Linked DNA regions of Mus musculus: all the other regions are linked to region 3. The links are chromatin loops, found by intact Hi-C in ENCODE. Cell type or tissue: left cerebral cortex. All regions are shown on one strand. Region 1 overlaps Kalrn (kalirin, RhoGEF kinase). Region 2 has its middle 23 kb from the start of Ropn1. Region 3 has its middle 59 kb from the start of Kalrn. Region 4 has its middle 11 kb from the start of Ropn1.

Region 1 (5,000 bases), 110 kb after region 3:
ACCCCCCACCCACTCCTGCGCCATGCTGCTTTCCCTGCTCCATGCTGCTCTTCCTGCTCTGGCTAAGAATAAATCATCACGGTTGCATAGCAACCAGTTTGGTTTCCTATACTCCTCCTTCTCCTCCCACAAAAGTGCTTCAGCTCTAAATTTAAGGTAGTGTGTCAGGAGGTTCTGTTACCACACAGAGGCCCTGGAACCCCCGTCTTGCTCCTCTATAGCAGCTGGCTCTATGAAGATCGGAACTGTGGCTGCTTTGTTCACTGTGCTGTGTGCGCCCCCCCCCCCCAACCGTGGTACAGGTCGTGGTCCCAGGCACACACTAGGTATTTAATATATACCAATTTGATGGTGAATGGATGAATCATCTTTTTCAGAATCTTACAGTTGAGAGGTGCTCCTGGGAAGGGGATATCTCAGATGGGCCCACAGGGTACCTCTTTGGTCCGGATGCTACCCTTCTCCTTTCCACCATGTGTGCTCTCATGTCTGCCTGCATTTGGACGATGATGTTGCTTTTCTTTTTCCTCCATGCTGATGGTTTAGGCAAGCCACACAGTTGATGGAGCCCCGTAGGAGGAGCTAGTCAGTTGGGGCTTCCTGAGTCCTGCATTGGAATGGAAGTCAGTCAGATTTAACTCTTTGGTGCCTTCAGGAAGATGAGCCTCTGTGAGCAATGGTGTCATAGTTCCCTGGGTTTGAATCTTGACCCTGCTGCTTGCAAGCGGGGATGGTCTGAGTACAGCCCAAAATTTAGCTCATGAATTATAAGAACTGAAGGAGGGAACCTACTAAGAAACAAGGGTCCTTTTCCATTTGGGTGTGGAGGCAAAATTATCCCAGAAAATGCCTGTTAGTGCTGGTGATAGAGCATCATCAATATGCAGGCAGGCAGACCGGAGGGAATAAAACAAGCAACATTTAGCAGTTCTGATGTTTCCAAAGCTTCCAGTGATGACTAAAAAGCTCCAAGTTCAGCAAGGAAGTCTGTGGTTTCCAACTGTTCTTAAAGCAGGGTAGATATCCTGAACAAGTACAGGAGTATTTTCTGATGTAGGGCAAGTCATGTGAACAATGAAACCTATTAGGTGGGTAGGAAGGGGAGACCCGAGGAGTGTCTGGTGAAGGTGCTTTCCCAGCGTCTAAGGCATTTTCTCTCTTCCTTTATTTTCCACCTTAAAAAAAAAATGTGTTGGATTTCACAGCTGATTCCCCAGTTTCCCCGTGTTCATCTCCTTCTAGATACCCCCACACAGCATCCAGATTATCTCAGTATGCGGCTCAAGGAGTGGGAAGGCCAGGATGCAGAGGGAGAATGACAAATTCAGGGGCTCCTCCAGGTCATGAAAGCATTGGGGTGGGGGTCTCTGACAGCCAAAAAATAATAGCATCCCCAAAAGGTATCCAAAGATCAGAAGCTTGGGCAGCCCCAAAATCACACTGCTGGTGTAGCTCATGAGTTCAGCCAACCTTTCCTTGCTCCTTGACACGGGGCGGTCGATACTTCATGAGGCCTTGAGTTTGTTACCTTTGTCTGCCCTCAGTAGGCAGCTGGCATCTCTCATCCCCGTCCCTGGCCTCTCTGCCCTGGAAGTCTGCAGTCTCAGACACGATCTTGGACTTAGAAGCCTCCAGAAAAACAATCGATGAACAACCATTAGATTAATAAGAAATAAATGAGATGAAGTGTTCGCATCCTGTGTGAGCAGAGGCCAGTGAGGCTCAGGGGCCTTCTGGGTGTGCGTTTCAGAAAGCCCCAAAGTTTGTTGCTTGAAAAAGGCAAGGATGAAGCAAATCCATGCTTTCTTAGAGCACAGTATTTCAAAGCAGCCTCCTCTGCTTCAGACCCGAGAGAAGACAAAGAGGGATACATCCTGGCTGGAGCTTGAGGCTAACCCTTGGGAGAAGACCCTCTAGGGTAGGGGTGTGTAGGGACAGAAGTCAGGACCAGCTTCACATCTGCCCCAACTCCTCACCTATTAACCCAGTCATTTGTCTTCTGAGCATACATCTAAGGACCTTCTGAGTTCTTAGACTAGTCGCGTGGAATAATCTCTGCGACTGAGGTACAGGCGTGAGTGTTTAAAATGTTTTTCTGTCTGATTTTACTGTCCGGTCTGAGTAGCCAACCTCTTTAGAATGCCTGGACCTGACTTCCAGTGCAATTCACTGCCCTGTTTTGGTTAAAATTGTGCATACATTCCCAGTGACACAGTGAAGATGTGGCTTGCAGCCCTTGTGACTTGCTGGCACATTGTGACCCTTTGCATAGGTGCTTATTGGACAGCCATCATGTGCCAGTGTTGGAGTGACACTGAGAGATTAGCCTGACGGTATCCCCGGGAAGTAAATTAATAGATGTTCTCCGTTTGCTCGCATGTTTATCTAGAGAGGCAGGAGTTGATGAATGGCACTTTCTGCAATTTATTCTGTCTTTTCCTTCAGTAGAAAAGAAGCAGTGACCATATCTGTGCATTTCAGTTAAGTGGAGATGCATCCAGTAGTGGGGGAAAAAGAGAGACGAGGCTCAGACAAACAAGGAGGGATGCCAAGGGACAGAGTGTCCTCCTGGGGCAGGTCTTTACAAACGCACCCATTAAGTTGTCTAAACTGTGAAAAGGTAAAAGTAAATAATATGTCTGTTTAAATCTTTAGGTTGTCAGCAGGTAATTAAGCTCCCATGAGGTGTCTGGTCATATTCAAGGCCCAGTGGACATGGTCCTAGCACTGAGAGAGTTTGAATCTAAGTGAGGAATTGAAGTCAGGATGCAAAGCACAGAGACTTTAAACCTTGATTGTTAACGTTCCCCTGGCTGTCTTGGAGGAAGGAGGTGCCGAGTGGAGCTCCCTGTCCACTGCAGAGCTCTGCCAAATGCTTGCTGCCAGCTAGCGGTGAGGGGGACAGAAATGGAAAGGCTGTATTTAGAAACTTCACACCAGTTTGCAAAGTAACGTGTCTGTTGAATCTAAAAATTAAGAAATTAGAGCTTAAATGTTGTTTTTAAAATTAACACTCCTCTGGCAGTGTTATTTAATTTTTTCCACTAAAGTATTAGTTGATGACAGATTGTAATAAAAGAAAAACAACATAAAAATTCAAACTGATCATTCATTGAAGTTTCACTTGAGGAGTCCTGGGCTGAGGTAACTGGATAACAGAGATGTCTAGGCAGGTTAGAGAGGTGCCAGAATATAGAGAAAGACAGACAACTTGTCACTGAAAAGCAAGGAAGAATGTGCCTTGAAAACCCAGACCTTTTCCTGCCCAGAGTTCTAGGACCATAAATAGTTTTGGTGGATGCTGGTCTTTCTCATGTGCTTCGTACTAAGTTATTTATTGACACATTGGTAGTAGCACCTGCCACCAGCATCCTTTTGCAGCAGATGGAGGAGGACAAATTATGTGCCCAGGTCCTACAGCTAGGAAGTGGTGGCTTCTATTTGAGAACCAGGTATGTTGGATTCTAAGTCCTGCTGGTTTAACTCCCCACCTGGGCAGACCCTCCAGGTTACAGGGAGCACAGGCAATGTGCACTGAGCCTCCAGATATCCCAGAATTGGAATAAGGAACAGGCACTATACATATTCAGATGTATGGTGCACAGTATGACAAGTTCTCTGTGAGACAGTAGAGTGTGAGCTTTTGCCTGAAGTTTCTGCTTTCAGGTGTTTTTTTTTTTTTCTGTGCATATTTCCAGAAGTATTGGAGTGGGTAGACTCACCCAAGGTTAGGCCTTTTATTAGACTTTGAACTGTCACTGAAATCTCATCTATCTATTTAAAATCTTTTTTTAAAACCTGAAATAATTAGATCCATGGGAAGTTCAAAGAAACAGATGAGGAAGCCTGATGAACCCTCCATCCCGCATCCTTTCCTGTTAACACTTTACTCAATGAAGATACAAACTCGGAGACAGACATGGGTGTGATGTTCAGACTTACCCATCGATTTTGTCTTTTGTATTTTAGGAGAAGAATCAAGGATACCTCTAGGTGCAGAAAAAGTAGGCTTTTCTGGAAGCTGGGCCACATCGTGACGTTCTAGGGGACTAGTGTGACACTCTTATATATGAGTAGCATGTTATTTAGCCTCCTATCTTAGCATCTGAGCACCATGAGGCACGTGGTTTGTTCACAACAAATGCTTTGTCTTGAATGCTTGATTTACTAAAATGTGCATACAAGCATAATGGTTTCCTTCCATATTGCTGGGCATCCATTGTGAAGGGGGAGTGAGATTCTCCCACCTCTTACTGCTCTGCAGGGCATCACTGGAACTAGAGATGTGTGTGTTGGGAAGGGACACACACACACAGGAGAAGACACTGCAGTCTGGTATGGAAGCTACGTGACAAAGAAGTAGTTATCTCCACTGGGCTGGACGTGTTTGGTCAATAGCGAAAGGCCATCAAGAATGGAAGTGACTCATGAACTTGTAAGATGGCTTCAGTGCAAGTCTCTGCCTTGTGATTAAGATTTGCAGAACAGGCCATTACAAGAAGAGCACTGGAAGGCAGGCCAGGTTCTGGTTGTAGGGGGATTCTTGGGATCAGAAGCTTCTGTGGAACCTTGTTATGGAAGAACAGCTGTGGGCTTTGAAAAGACTGTTGGCTTTTTGATAGGAAAGTTTTTGGAAGCCTGATGAAGAGCTCCTAACCAGGCTGGTGAGGTGGCTCAAAGGGTAGAGAGCTGCCAAGCCTGACGACCTGAGCTGGGTCCCAGAACCCACATGGTGGAAGGAGAACCATCTTCCAAAAGGCATCCTTTGACCTCGACACCTGTGTTGTGACATCACTCCCTGATCAACATATAATGTAGTGAAAATAAGCCACTCAAACCCTCCTGTGTGACTTGTCTATCTAGGGAGCATCAGAAGTGAGCTCTTGGGTTATCTTTCAGGCAGCGTTTGGGGACATCAGCCCTGGAGAGGTGGGCTCTGATGTAGGCGACAGGTATTAGTTATGTTAATCAATTACTGAAATTAAGGAGACGATTATCAC
Region 2 (5,000 bases), 55 kb before region 3:
ATCGATCCTTGGGGTAAGAGAGTCTTACAAGTGTCTGCTGTGGTTGGAAAGCAGAAAGCCTTGAAGGCAGGGGAGATGCATGCGGGAACTCTGGGATGCTCAATACTGGGCGGTATCTACGTACAAGGAGACAATGTTTCTGTTCATCACATCTACCTGATACTAATTGCAGTTTGTTTCTATTCTCTTCCTTTTATGCTTGTAGCACTGAAAGGGTCTTCACTGAACTTCCCTGGAGTGTGAGGGCACTCAAATTTCAACATCCAAATATCTGTCTTCTTTAACTTCTTCCTTGCCATTTTGCATACCTGTGGAATTTTGTGAGTTTTGAAACATCCACACCCTTGGGGAATCACATGGTTTACAATACCACCATCCCTCAACATCCCTGCCACACATGCTGCCTCTTCTGTCTCTAGAGCCACAGGGCTGTTCATCTGCTTTCTGTCAGTTCAGGAAAGTGTGCATTTTCCAGACTGAAATAAATATAATTGTATTGTGTGCATTTGTCTATGTGTGCTTTTTTTTTGCTAAGCATAATTACGTTAGGATTCATTTATTTTATTGGTATATTATAATTTATTTCTTTTACTGAGAAATAATATTTCATTATGTAGCATTTTATCTAGTCACATGTTGAAGGACTTGAGTTGTTTCTTGTTTGGGGTTATTATCATTGAAGTTGCTATGAATATTCATGTACAATCTTTTGTGTAGGTGCAAGCTGTAATTCTTCAGGATAAATGCTTAGAAGTTCGATGGCTAGGTCATATATATCAGTTGCATATTTGAACATTTTAAGAAACTACCACACTTCTTTTTCAAAGCAGCTATACCATTTTACATACCCTAAGGCATTGTAGGAGAGTCCAGTTGTTTCCAGTGTCAATTTGCTGTAGTTAGTCTTATAAATTTCTTGAGGTGCTAATGGGCATATTATGGTATATTTTATTGTGGTTTTTAATTTGCATAATGACCAATGCTCACTATTAACTAATTATATCGGAAGCTTGTAATGTCTTTATAGGCCATTTATATATCTTCTTTGGTGAAGAGCCTCTACAAAGATTTGCTTAATTCACTCTTTTTAAAACGTTTCTGTTCCATGTTTATTTATTTTATGTGTATGTGTTCTCTTATGCAAGTCTGTGCCACGGTACACATGTGTATGTTCTAGGCAACAAAGCTAGTTCATTCTCTCCTTCGATCACATGGGTCCCGGGGATTGAGCAGGTCATCCTGCTGAGCCATCTTGCTAGCTTCTGTTGTTTATGTTTTAAACTATATCATTTGTATTCTTGAGTTATAAGAGTTCTTTAAATATTCTGTACATGAGCCTCTGGCCAGATATGTGTCCTGCATTGTCTCCCACTTTCTATCCTAACTGTTCATTTTTTAAAAAGTCTCTTTCAAATACATTTAATTTTTTTTTTATTAAATCCAATTTGTCAACTTTAATTTCATTATCTACACATTTTCAGAGTGAAGAATCTTCATCGACTCCCCCACACATTTCTCCTACATTTTCTTCCAGACATGGTAGAGTTTTAAATTTATTACTCATGGTGGTTAACACTAATTGTTACCTTAATAGAAACTCACCTGACAGATGAGTCTCTGGGTATGCCTGGGGATTGTCAGGATTACATTGACTAAGGCAGGAAGACCTGCCCATTGTGAGAGGCACCTCCATCTTTGCCTGGGATCCTGGAAAAGGGAGAACAGGCAGGGAGCTGAGCACTCACGGGCTTGCTGCTTACTGACAGTAGGTGCTACTGGGACCAACTGCTCCAAGCTCCTCCTGCCTTCACTCCACTGGCGATACATTGTTCCTTGATCCATAAGCTGAAATAAACCCATTCGTCACTAAGTTGCTTTTCTCAGGCTTTTTTTTTTTTTTTTTTTTTTTTTTTTTTCACAGCAACTGGAAAAACTAAATCAGAAAGCTGGTACTGAGCGGCTGAGTCATAAACTTGGCCATGTGGTGCTTAGCAATTTGGAGCTGGTTTTTTAGGATGAATGTAGAACAATTTGGAACTTTGGGCTAGAAAAATTCTTGAATGCTGTAAGCAGGGCTTAATGGGCCATTTTAGTGGGAACTTGGAAGACAGACATACTGAGAGAAATGCAGACAGAGAACTCTCAGCCTGTGAGGTGTCAGAGGGGGAACCAGGACTCCATCAGAGACTAGGATGGTGGCCATTTGTGTGCTATTCTGGCTAAGAATATTGCATTATTCTGTCAGTGTCTTGCCAATTTGAGTGACTCTGAATTTAAAGATCACTTGGATTAATTTATTAGGCAGAGGAGATGTCAAGATAGCAGAGCAGTCAGGCAGGGTCTGAGGAAACAGCTGTAATTGTTATAGAGGTCAGCACCACGGAGGAGAAACCTTCTGCAATCCACTGGGGCAGCAGGAAAGATGTCCCGAAGACAAACTTGCAATCCTCAGAGGCTCCATAGAGACCTGGCAGCAGAATTTGGCAGAGTCATCCAGGTGGGATTGGTTTCAGAGGCACAAAAGATACAAGATTGAGGAGGCCATGGGGTCTTGTTCTACAATTTTGGAGAACAATGATGGCTTCTTTGGAGGCCAAGTGATGTGTGGCAGGGTCAGATTCCCTTTGAGGAAGCCCCGAGAGACCATTTTGTAAAGCTGTGAAAGGCGGTGCTTAAATTACAGTGGAGACCTCCCAATGTTGGGGATTCCAAGGCTGTGGGATGTCTGCCAAGGAGAACTGCCTACATGGAGTAGTACTGGAGAGAGAGAGAGAAAGAGAGAGAGAGAGAGAGAGAGAGAGAGAGAGAGAGAGAGAGAGAGAATATGAGGCTACCCAAGCCCTTTGGAGAGCCTAGCTATTTTATCTGACTAACTCCAGAAGTCAGATATGAAGTTATAGGATTTAGTGTTGTCCTGCTGGATTTTAGTCTTGCTTTAGTCCAGTTATTTCTTGCTATGCCCCAACTCTTCCTCTGGGGTAGAAAAGTTTGTTCTGTTATTATATGCTGGGAATATGTAACTTGACTTTTATTTTATAGGAGCTCACAATTAAGAGACTTTGGACTTTTCATGGGTCTGAATGGTTAATGACTATGGGACTTCTGGATGCATTCTGCCTTATAATGTAGTTATGAACCTGTGGACACAGGGGTAGAAGGTTATGACTCAAAATGATTTGTTTGGGAGTCAAGTTAATAAAGGGTGGAATTGTGATTGGGTGTTAATTTTCACCTAGAGCTGCTTCTAGAATCAAATGGGAGATGGGCCTCTATGCATGTCTGTGGGGATTATCTTGATTGCATTAATTGGGGATGGAGGGGAAGGCCAGTGGGTGGCACCATTCCCTGACTGAGATCCATGACTGCATACACAGAAAGGGAGCTGATAAACAGCATGCATCCATTGCTGTTCACTGACTGCAGATGCAGTGTGACCAGTTGCTTCAAGTACCTGCTGCCTCGGCTTCTCCACCATGATGAGCTATGCCTTGAACCATGAGCTGGAATAAACCCTTCATCATTAAGTTGTTTTTGTCAAGGTGTTTCCCCATAGCAACAGGCAAAGGAACTACTATTCTTACGTATATTCTTTATGTTTGACCTCTGGGATCTTTGGGTCCAGGGATCTTTTCTACATAGGTCATTAGTATCTATTTTAACCCTCTAGGCTTAGGTGTTTTAAAACTTACTTCTAATAAGGATTCTCAAATGCTTTGACCTCCACCATCCAGAGGTAGAGGAGAAAAGATGGTGTCTTAGTCAGGGTTTCTATTCTTGCAGAAACATCATGACCAAGAAGCAGGTTGGGGAGGAAAGGGTTTATTCGGCTTACACTTCCATACTGCTGTTCATCACCAAAGGAAGTCAGGACTGGAACTCAAGCAGGTCAGGAAGCAGGAGCTGATGCAGAGGCCATGGAGGGATGTTCCTTACTAGCTTGCCTCCCCTGGCTTGCTCAGCCTGCTCTCTTATAGAACCCAAGACTACCAGCCCAGAGATGGTCCCACCCACAAGGGGCCTTTCCCCCTTGATCACTAATTGAGAAAAGGCCTTACAGTTGGATCTCAATGGAGGCATTTCCTCAACTGAAGCTCCTTTCTCTGTGATTACCCCAGCTGTGTCAAATTGACACAAAACTAGCCAGTACAGATGGTAAATAGGACAAGGGGATGTGGACCTGCTTAGAAGTAGTTTGGAGGTGATTTCCATCTCCATTTGTCAGGATATCAGCAGTCCAGTTCAATAGTGTCAGAATACCAAACACAAATCTCAGTGGGAGCGACCAGAACCAGCCTAGATGCCAGGAGAAGTTCTTTGACATGCCTCTTTCAGTGAAGTGAAGATCAGCAAAGATGCAAGAACAATAAAGCATTGCAAGGCTAGCTATGCAAATGCCCTGACACTGTCCATTGAGTCCTATTTATACTCTCTCCAAATATCATGTGTCCTCCTGAGGGTCTTTTTAAAAAATTATTAGATATTTTCTTCATTTACATTTCAAATGCTATCCCAAAAGTCCCCTAACCCCCCTTCCCCCACCCTGCTCCCCTAACCACCCACTTCTTAGCCAGGGTGTTCCCCTGTACTGGGGCATATAAAGTTTGCAATACCAAGGATCCTCTCTTCCCAGTGATGGCTGACTAGGCCATTTTCTGCTACATATGCAGCTAGAGACACGAGCTCTGAGGGTACTGGTTAGTTCATATTGTTGTTCCACCTATAGGGTTGTAGACTCCTTCAGCTCCCTGGGTACTTTCTCTAGCTCCTCCATTGGGGGCCCTGTGTTCCATCCAATAGGTGACTGTGAGCATCCACTTCTGTATTTGCCAGGCACTGCATAGCCTCACAAGAGACACCCCACATGAGTCTGCCTCAGCAAAACACCAAGTGAGTCTGTAGCACATGACACAACCAGAAATGTTCACTTCATAGCCCACAGTAGGAACAAAATTCAAGACCTGGAATTTTTACATTCTATTTGACCTTACAATTTCATAGGT
Region 3 (5,000 bases):
ATATCAAGGTAGGAAGTGACGCTGAGGCCACAGAGAAACTCTCCTTATTTGCTTGCTCCCCATGACTTGTTCAGCCTGCTTTCTTATACAACTCAGGACATGGGTGGGACTGTCCTCATGTGTGGGGGGCCCACCTACACCTGCAATTGTCAATCAAGACAATACCCCCATAGACTTGCCTACATGTCAATCTTATGGGGTAAGTTTCTCAGTTAAGATTCCACTTCCAAGATATGCCTAGGGTTTGTGTCGAGTTGACAAATTCCAACCAACATGAGTCCTATCAATTTTGCTTCATGTATTTTGAAGTGCCTGACAAGGTACTAACACATTCCGGATCAGTAATCAAGTCTACTTGTTGGTTTGAAATGTCCATCTCTATTGGTAGTAATAATTTTTTTGCTCTGAAATTTTCTTTTCTGATCTCCATATAGCTATGAATGTTTAACATTTAAAGTAGAAATCTAATAGAAAAATTTGCGTCATTATGTGGGGATATTCTCTCACTTTTTAGACTTTATCTTTTCAGAGTTTGATCGGAACCTCCCTTAAACATATAACATTTCTTGTGAGCTGACTCTTTGCCAGCTTCTGGTTCTTTTCCTGCAATGGAAGCATTGGTGTCATGGGCATGTGCATGTGGGCAAGTTGGCAGGTCAGGGGATAGGCACAGATTGACAGTAAAGGACCACTGGTGGGTCTCAAGTTTGCATGTAGGTTTGATAGGTGTACAGACGTTTGGGCATAGTTACTTTCCTTTCCTTCCTTCATTCCTTTCTTTCTTTCTTTCTTTCTTTCTTTCTTTCTTTCTTTCTTTCTTTCTTTCTTTCTTTCTTTCTTTCTTTCTTTCTTTCTGTTAATGGGTTAAAAAAAAAAGAGGCAGAGACAGTGAAAGAAAGGTGAGGGCAGAACGTGTTGACTTCAAATGGTGATTCCTCTCCTTTGCTGCCTGGGTTACTCTGGATAGAGAGCAGCCTCAGGTGTTTTGGCCCCAGGAGGGAAGCAGAACCAAATTAGATTGCCAGAGACAAACAGATCCAGAGACTGGGAATAATGGGTAGGAGGCCATCAACTAGAGGCAAGCACCAGGTTTTCCCATTAGGTGCGTTCGAACACATCAGGTCAGATACTGCCTCCTCTTTCCAAAGGCCTGGGCGAGGCAGCAGCAAATAGCCCTCAACACATTGCATTAAGTTCTCAGGTCTGAAGATCCTGTTTTATGGCCACTAACACGCTACCAACTAATTATTGTTTAATTATTGCTTAAAAAACGGATCAAACCGATCACCACAATTCAATCACCACACTAATTACTCAATATAACATCTGCTTTCTTTTCTCCCCCCCCCCTTTACCTTTTTTTTTTTTTTTTTTTTTTGGTTGTTATCCGGTTTCTCCTCAGCTCTACTTTCTAAGTTAATTGACATTCAGCTCGCTGCAACACCCCCTTTATCCAGGCCAACTGGATCTCTCCATTCACTGGAGAGAGAAGGACAGAACAGAGAAGGCCCCCGGGATTAGGGAGTTTTGATTGCTGTCCAAGAGGAGCCCTGAGATGCGGGCCAAGGACCAGAGCAGGACAGAGACAAATGAGAGACACAAAAGAGCGACAGGACAGGAGAGATAGGCAGGAAAGCATCCGTAAGAGGAATAAAACGGAACACGGTTCTCTGAGCCGCTCGCTCAAGAGATGTTGAAGGGGATACTGAATGAGGGTAAAGAACAGCTGAAAAGGGGAGACATAAGCAGGGATGCGGTGAGGCCTCCGAGGGCAGGGCGACCAGGGGCAGGTCAGGAAGGAGAGGGATGAAGTCCAGCCTCTAGGGACAGGCCAGTCCGACTTGGGGACTGAGGGCACTTGCTGCAGGAGGGGTGCGGGCAGGTCCGGATTCCCAGCGCGCACCTGGGAGCAGGGTGGGGCGGGGAGGTGGCAGGACCCGGAGCTTGCGGAGCTTGCGGCGGCGGCCGCTGAGTCCCCCGCAAGCCGGGAGAGCGCCCGGCGGCCCCGCCCTCCGCCCCGCCGCCTCCTCGGCCCGGGCTTTTCCTGCGGGGCTCAGGAAGCCGGCCTAGCGCGGCGCGAACAATAGCTCGGCCTGGGCTCCGGGAGGGCCCGCGCGGGCCTCGGGGAAGGGCGCGTCGCGCTGCGGGCCGCCCGCGGCGAGGCCCCGGGCCCGCGGGAGCGTCCCTGCAGCTCGGAGCTGCCCGGGTCATTGTTGGCTGGGACCGAGGGAGCCGGAGTCCGGGAGGAGCCACGGGAGCCGCGGCGGCGGGAGCCAGAGGGGGAGCCCGAGAGCTCGCGAGCCAGCCAGGGAGCCGGGAGGGAGGCAGCGAGCAGAGCGAGCTGAGCGAGGGAGGGAGGAGGTAGGGAGCCAGGGAGGGTGGGAGGGAGGAGGAAAAATAAAGAGGAGAGAGCCGAGCGGGGCTGAACAATAGAGACGGGCGGACGGGCGAGGAGAGGCAGCTGCCGCTGCCGGGCACCGCGGGCGCGCAGGCAGCCGGGACCCCGGGCCGGCCCGGGCTAGACAGCAGGCGGCCAGCGCCCCGGGGAAGGGGAGCATGGGGGGACCGGCGGCAGGCGCCCCTAGCCCGCCGCGCGCCGCCGCCTGAGGAGGCTCGGCGCCCCCCGCCGCAGCCCCCCGCCCCGCGCCCGCGCCCGCGTCCCGGAGCCCCGCGGCTGCCGGCTCTGTGGCCACGGCCGCCGCGCCCTCCGCCCACCGGGCGCCGCGCCGCCCTCGGCCCCAGGCTTCGCCGGCGCCCGGCTGCCCGCGGACGCCCTCCCCCAGTCATGAACCCCCCGGAGGGGGCATCGGAGGAAGGGGGAGCCGCCGACTCGGACGTGGACGCCTTTTTCCGGACAGGTAAGATCTCGGGCACGGTTTCGGGGATGGCGGGTGAGGGCGGCCGCCTCGGACGCGGTGTCTTCGGACAAGTTTGGGGACCGCAGGCAGGCTGCTGCCGGGGCGAGCGAGTCGGAGGCGGCTCCCCGCGATCGTCGGGGCTGGAGTTGCGGAGGTTCACGTTGTTCTGGCGGTGCTGGCTGCAGTTTGGGGGAGGGTGTGGGGGCTGGGCGCCCCTCGGCGTTCACCCCAGTTGCGGGAGTCTGTGTTGGGGAGGCGGGAGGCGGTCCCCCTGGGCCGCCTTCTCTGGGAGATGTTGGATCACTTTGCAGCGCGCCGCTTCAGCTACCGGTGTCCCGGCCCCTCCCTCGGCTCCCTACTTCCACAGTGCCTATCTGCGGGGCTCCCGGGTCGCCCGTGGTCGGTATCCCTTCTTCCCTCCAGGGCTCGAGGCCCTGATGTGCAAAGAGGGGCAGCAAGGGTCGCCAGGCGCTCAGACTGCAGACTGACAGGCAGAAGCCAGGCGATGAGAGAACGTGCAGGGTGCGTGTGGGGAAGCGGCATCTGGGACTTTGGACCCGCTGGGAGGATCGGAGGCACCTTGGACCCGCTGCTTGGTCCTTTCTCCAGCTCCGGGAACCGATGAGTTTTACCTAAGAATCACTTACTGCTGGAAGTGCGAGTTAGCGTCCCTCTTAATACACACCCACCAAATCTTTGCTTGCCTGCAGCGCGTGGAGCCTGTGATAGCTTTCCAGCCTTTGCGCCTCTGTACCTCCCAAGCAGCCTGTCTGTAGCTGCTCCTGTTCTCTGGCTCCACAGTCCCTTCCCCAGAATAGACACCGATCACCCTCATCTCCTACCACCTGTAGCCCTGTTTCAAACATCACCAATGTCCCCTGTACCTGTAGCTTCCACCAGCTCCGTTGTGCAGTTCCCCAGCTCCCCACACGTCTGCAACCATTTTGTCTGGAAATCTTTGTCCCAAGGACTCTGATAAGTTATGGGCGCCCCACGCATCTGCTCTCCCTTCGGGAAAGTTGGATCAGAGGACATGAACTGGTGGGGGTCAGGGGTCAGGTTAGCTCTGGAGGCTGCACACCCATCTGTTTCCTAACCCTGTTGCTTTGCCCTGGAGGACCACTCTAGGGAAAGGAGTCCCGGCTCTTTGTGGGGGAACTTGTGGCTTTGAAAGTCAAGACTTAATTGGCCCATATGGTCATCTCTAATTGGTCTGGGGAGGAAAGAGCTGGAGGACGGGAGTTGATGCCAGGGTCTGGGAAAGGGGAGGAGGCTCCTGTCATCCTGTCCTGCTTCCAGGGCTCAGCTTGCCCTCCCTCCCTCCTCCATCCTGGAGTCAGCATTTTCACTTTCCTCCCCCCCCCCGCCCCCCCCCCCCCGTCCCCTCCCGTCCCCTTTTCTCTCTTGCTCCTCTCTCCCGTCTTAGATACCAAAGCCTGGATTCTAAAGAGGTGTCTGCCTTGGGTTTATAGTCCTGAATCTAGGGAAAGAGGCTCTTGGAAGCTAAGTGACATCCAGAAACACTCACCAGGACCTCCCTCTTCCAGACCCCACTGGCATCCACCGCAGCCACGCCTAGCAGCTGTATTTTCTAGCTCTGGGGGAAAACCCACCATGGTATGAATTCATATTCTACCCTGAAGTGTGAATTCCTGTTCTTCATCCCCTCCCCTCCTCTCCCCTCTCCTCTCCTGCCCTCTCTTTTCTCTCTTCTTCCTTTCTTCTTCCTGTCTTCCTTACTTTTTTTCTGATAGGCATTTATTTGTTTTGTAGCTTCCAATTCTAGAGACTTGTTAATTTGTTGCTTTCCCTAGGACCTTTCAAATAGTTTACATTGTCTGGGCTGGTCTCAGATCACAGAGTCAGAAGTGGGCTGGGGTCAGTTTCCTACGGGGGGTAATGTCCTTCCACAGGGCAGTCTTGCTGGCTTCAAGGATGTGGTGGCAGCTGTGGTGGTGGTAAAGAGAGGCTAGATCTCATGTGCATTTAGAATCAGAGGCAATTTAAATCCTCTGTACACAGACCTGCAAGTGATTGATGACCTGTGGCAAGCTGTAAGGGGGGAGTCTAGAAGAGCACCTTTCTGCTTCATGGCCTTCTGTGTTTGGGCCCTCGACCTTCACCCCACTTGCAGTCTATCAG
Region 4 (5,000 bases), 66 kb before region 3:
GAACTAAACCTGGGACCCCTGGAAGAACAGCCAGTACCCTTAACCACTGAGCCATCTCTCCAGCTCAGCTAAACTTTCTTAAGTGTACCATCTGCTTCTTGCTGGATCTTCAGACTGTCACAGGAGAATTCTCTCCTGGCTCCTAATTCAGAGCTGGCTGCTGGGACCACTCCCTTGCTGTCTAGTGTGTATGCCCTGCAGCGTGGCGATCTATTTGTGGTGTCTACTATTTTCCGTGTTTCTACATTCTCTTGGCATAGTTCCACACTCAGCAAATGTTTACTAATGAAAAATATGAGTTTCCTGAGCAAAATATGTTTAAATGAATTTTTTGGTACCACATTTTTTTTTCTTTTTTTCTTTTTTTTTTTTTTTTTTTTTTTTTTTTTTTTTTTTTTTTTGAGGAGACCTAGCAAGTCCCAGGCCCTGTGATGTGAGGTTTGCTGTTCAGTTGCTTGGTTTCATGCAAGTTCATCCGTTGCCAGATGAAGTTTCTGTGTATTTGTTGCTGCTGAATATGGAATTCTCATTAAAATGGACGGTTTCTGGATCGTCTTTCTCCCTGGAAACCAGTCCCTTCTTGCTCTAAAACTCCTTGCAGCGGTATCTTACTGCTGGCCATGGAGAAATGTTCCACTTGCCCCCATGTCCAAAGCCTGGTGCCGTGCTGTGCCCTAGCACGTGTTTAATAAATGCCCCTTTGTCCCAGGATTCACTTCAGTTGGTTTTTATTTAAATATTTAATGAAGTGAAATTGGGTATAAGTGCCTCCTTAGGGAATCTTGGGAAAGTACAGGGATGTAATCAAATGGTTCGCAAATTGTACTTACTTATTTATAACCCTGATTTGAAAAGAAGGATCGGAGTTTTGAAAGGGGGCGTTCACATTTTACAAAAAGTGTCTCCTATGGAACGAGGTAGGGAATCGTTCCTAGGAGAAGCGGGATGTGCCAAGCCACTGTCTCGAGTTGCTCCTTCCGATCCGTCTGATGCGGTAATGGTTCTTTGTAGCGGTGATTAAAACAGCAATTCCTTCCGACGACTGCTAACTCTGCTGTGGAAGTATGAGTTCAACCCATGACTCTAGTTATTTTTACGGGGGGGGGGATCCTCTTAGGTTTTCGCTGTGTCTGAGTGCTAAGGGGAGGGGAGGGGAGGAGAGTGAAGGGGAGGGGTGGACCAAGTGGGTGTGGTTCATCCAATCCACCTGAATGATTTTACAGAAGATCTTGAAAACTCGGAAGCTGACACAGGCTAAGTGACCAGGCCATGCTATTTTTTGGGGGTGGGGGGGGTGGGGGTGGGGATGTTCTAGGCACTTTGCCCCGCACCAGCCTCCCTTCCATTGAGCCCTGATCTGCTCTCAGTGACTCCTGAAACAGGAGGTTATGGTCACAAGCAACATGAAGGAGTATTCTTTCTCTGAGAATACCCCAAGGATTGCTGCTTCTTTGTAACCTGTCCTGAGATCACACACACACACACACACACACACACACACACACACACACACACACACACAATGCTCTTCCATGGCTAGTGTTCCCTTTCCCACATAGTGGTGAGAGACGGGCCTTGCTCTTTTGCTCTTTTGCTGCTGGTTCGGATGTAGCAGCAGAAAGAAACACTTAAAAAAAAAAGTTTTTCTGATAATGAAAGTGACACTTTGTTGTGCAAATTTGGAAAATGCAAAAGGTTAAAGAGATTTAACAAAATATGCCCCCTCCCCTTAGACCTATCTCCCAGAACCAATTGCTGCTTTAAGGGACAATTTCCACTCTCAGGAGCCAGTCCTGGTCCCCATTGCTGGAACTCCCGTTTGATGCTTTCTCAGCTGAAAATGCCTGGATTCTACTGCAATGCTTCCTCCTCAAAGGCTCATAAGCTGCAGAGTCACTGAAAAGGGCAGGCTACAAAATGTCTATACAGTATGATCTTAATCGTGTAGAAATGCTCACTGATAATAGATTAAAGAACCAGGTTCTTATATCAACAGTGGTATTAGATGTCTTAGAAATGGAGACACTCTGGAGTGGGGGAGGGGGAGCATTTTGGGGGGTGGTAGCTTTTCATCAACATACAAACCTCCCACCAAAAGCAATTTCCTCATCTAGTAATAACGTTGCTCCTGTTAATCTCTTTAGAAGGAGGAGAGACCGTGACCTCTCCCTGACTAAACTTCTGGTCTCTGGAGATTGTTGTCCTTGTTCGTCTCTTCCTGTGCCCACTCAGGAAGAGTGATTTCTGCAGGCCTCAATTTGTATTCCATGCTAGCAGTGGGTTTTCCCAACTATCCTCCTGGGAACACGATTCTGTTCTCTACATAAAAGCAAAGATACAATTAAAGCTACGCATCAGAGAGCAATCAAGGGAACAACTCACATTACCATGGAGAGGATGCTACTGCATAAGGCAGTTCAGCAAACATTCTCTTCTGGCTGTTGCCCCAAATGCAGAAGAGACGCTCCTGGCTCTGCAGCCACCCGAGTGTGGCTCATCTCAAACGAACCAGTGTCTACACACACAATATGCTGTCTTCCTCAGGGGCCTGGTCCAGAGACTACCGTGTTTTCCTCAGTTCTTATCTGTGGCCTGTGTGCCAGGGAATCACCCCACTTTCCTTGAAGACAAGGGACATTTGTTGGCTTCTGTTTAGGATTCTCCCAGGTAGCCTTCCTCAGATGAACTTGGGTAGCTGGCTTCCCTGCAGCTGCTTGAGATGCTAATGCCTTGTGGTTTAGTCAGCAGTAGAAAGAGGAAACAGAGACGTTTGGATCCATGATCCATCTCAACAATTTCACGGAAAGGCTTGGAAAGTGTGAGTCTCTGAAATTGATAAAGGTTAAATGACCAGGGCCAAACTATGGTTTTTGTGGGCCCTACCCACTTTTGCCTTTGTGAACCTCTCTTCTATTAAAAATACAAAAAACGTGTGTTTTATAATTGTTGGCATAACGACAAATACATCATCTTACAGGAACCCAGGTTGATATTGGGCTTTTTCTAAAGTGTTGACCGTGAGCCTTGGATATGAGAATATTACGGGGCATATTAGGCTCTGCATTGCTGTGACGAAATAGCCAACAGAAAAACTTACGGGAGGAAACATTTATTTTTTTAAAATATTTTTTATTATTACATATTTTCCTCAATTACATTTAGAATGCTATCCCAAAAGTCCCCCATACCCTCCCCCCCACTTCCCTACCCACCCATTCCCATTTTTTGGCCCTGGCATTCCTCTGTACTGGGGCATATAAAGTTTGCGTGTCCAATGGCTCTCTCTTTCCAGTGATGGCCGACTAGGCCATCTTTTGATACATATGCAGCTAGAGTCAAGAGCTCCAGGGTACTGGTTAGTTCATAATATTGTTGCGCCTACAGGGTTGCAGATCTCTTTAGCTCCTTGGATACTTTCTCTAGCTCCTCCATTGGGGGCGCTGTGCTCCATCCAATAGCTGACTGTGAGCATCTACTTCTGTGTTTGCTAGGCCCTGGCCTAGTCTCACAAGAGACAGCTATATCAGGGTCCTTTCAGCAAAATCTTGCTAGTGTATGCAATGGTGTCATTGTTTGGAGGCTAATTATGGGATGGATCTCTGGATATGGCAGTCTCTAGATGGTCCATCTTTTTGTCTCAGCTCCAAACTTTGTCTCTGTAACTCCTTCCATGGGTGATTGTTTCCAATTCTAAGAAGGGGCAAAGTGTCCACACTTTGGTCTTCGTTCTTCTTCAGTTTCATGTGTTTTGCAAATTGTATCTTATATCTACTAAGTTTCTGGGCTAATATCCACTTATCAGTGAGTACATATCATTTGAGTTCTTTTGTGATTGTGTTACCTCACTCAGGATGATGCCCTCCAGGTCCATCCATTTGCCAGACAAAAAGGCCACCAATAGATTGGGAAAGGATCTTTACCTATCCTAAACCAGATAGGGGACTAATATCCAATATATATAAAGAACTCAAGAAGGTGGACTCCAGAAAATCAAATAACCCCATTAAAAATGGGGCTCAAAGCTAAACAAAGAATTCTCACCTGAGGAATACCGAATGGCTGAGAAGCACCTGAAAAAATGATCAGCATCCTTAATCATCAGAGAAATGCAAATCAAAACAACCCTGAGATTCCATCTCACACCAGTCAGAATGGCTAAGATCAAAATTTCAGGTGACAGCAGATGCTGGCAAGGATGTGGAGAAAGAGGAACACTCCTCCATTGTTGGTGGAATTGCAAGCTTGTACAACCACTCTGGAAATCAGTCTGGTGGTTCCTCAGAAAATTGGACATAGTACTACCGGAGGATCCCGCAATACCTCTCCTGGGCATATATCCAGAAGATGTCCCAACCAGTAAGAAGGACACATGCTCCACTATGTTCATAGCAGCCTTATTTATAATAGCCAGAGCTGGAAAGAACCCAGATGCCCCTCAACAGAGGAATGGATACAAAAAATGTGGTACATTTACACAATGGAGTACTACTCAGCTATTAAAAAGAATGAATTTAGGAAACATTTATTTTAGTTCATGGTTTCAAAGGGTGAACTGTGGTTAGCTTGAATCTGTGTTTCTTGGCCTCATTGTGGCAAGGGTGAACATGACAGCAGTGTGTGTGTGTGTATGTGTGAGCAAGGGGAAACTATTGACCTCATTGTGGACAGGAAGCAAAAAGAGGACAAGGCAAGATTGTGCATTTCAAAAACATAGCTCTTCTTATTTCCTCCAGCCAAGCTTTGCCTTCTACAGTTTCCAGAACCTTCCATGATAGTGCTGCAGACCACACATTTCACATATCTACCCACTGAGAATATTCATAATGCAAATAAATGGTTCAGATAGTAGTTTAATTCGAGAAAGAATTGTTTGAGCACTTTATATGTGCCACACAGAGAAGAACCAGCCGAGGACAGAGGACATGGCAGATATTACCAGCATGTGTTGTTCCCTGACATTGTGCTCAAAGGCTGGAGGTCCTCCCTGGGCTTTTGACATG

What was found. Hi-C counts contacts between places; a loop is a spot of excess contacts. Peaks named below come from ENCODE experiments on the same cell type or tissue, not always from the same donor. Only the 100,000 strongest peaks of a DNase experiment are listed, where the experiment ranks them.
Region 1: a loop joins it to region 3, with 6 times the contacts of the local background. A loop is called at or near these places in 6 of 42 quality-filtered maps.
Region 2: a loop joins it to region 3, with 2.7 times the contacts of the local background. A loop is called at or near these places in 5 of 42 quality-filtered maps.
Region 4: a loop joins it to region 3, with 2.2 times the contacts of the local background. A loop is called at or near these places in 4 of 42 quality-filtered maps.

The regions. Positions count from the first base shown.
Region 1 is chr16:34,464,719-34,469,718 of GRCm38, reverse strand. All of the region lies in intron 1 of Kalrn (kalirin, RhoGEF kinase), which reads left to right. Among named protein-coding and RNA genes, the nearest start is that of Kalrn, 47 kb to the left of the region's middle. In left cerebral cortex, a CTCF peak has its summit at 2,917; DNase peaks (open chromatin) are centred at 99, 554, 1,052 and 2,865; H3K4me3 peaks cover 376 bases; H3K27ac peaks cover 3,041 bases.
Region 2 is chr16:34,625,502-34,630,501 of GRCm38, reverse strand. No RefSeq gene overlaps it. Among named protein-coding and RNA genes, the nearest start is that of Ropn1, 23 kb to the left of the region's middle. In left cerebral cortex, no CTCF peak of the experiment used is centred here; DNase peaks (open chromatin) are centred at 1,967 and 2,679; H3K27ac peaks cover 1,117 bases.
Region 3 is chr16:34,570,965-34,575,964 of GRCm38, reverse strand. It overlaps a transcript of Kalrn not described here. Among named protein-coding and RNA genes, the nearest start is that of Kalrn, 59 kb to the right of the region's middle. In left cerebral cortex, CTCF peaks have their summits at 2,272 and 3,788; DNase peaks (open chromatin) are centred at 1,881, 2,289, 3,128, 3,662 and 1 more place; H3K4me3 peaks cover 3,338 bases; H3K27ac peaks cover 2,150 bases.
Region 4 is chr16:34,637,282-34,642,281 of GRCm38, reverse strand. No RefSeq gene overlaps it. Among named protein-coding and RNA genes, the nearest start is that of Ropn1, 11 kb to the left of the region's middle. In left cerebral cortex, no CTCF peak of the experiment used is centred here; a DNase peak (open chromatin) is centred at 2,497; H3K27ac peaks cover 1,018 bases.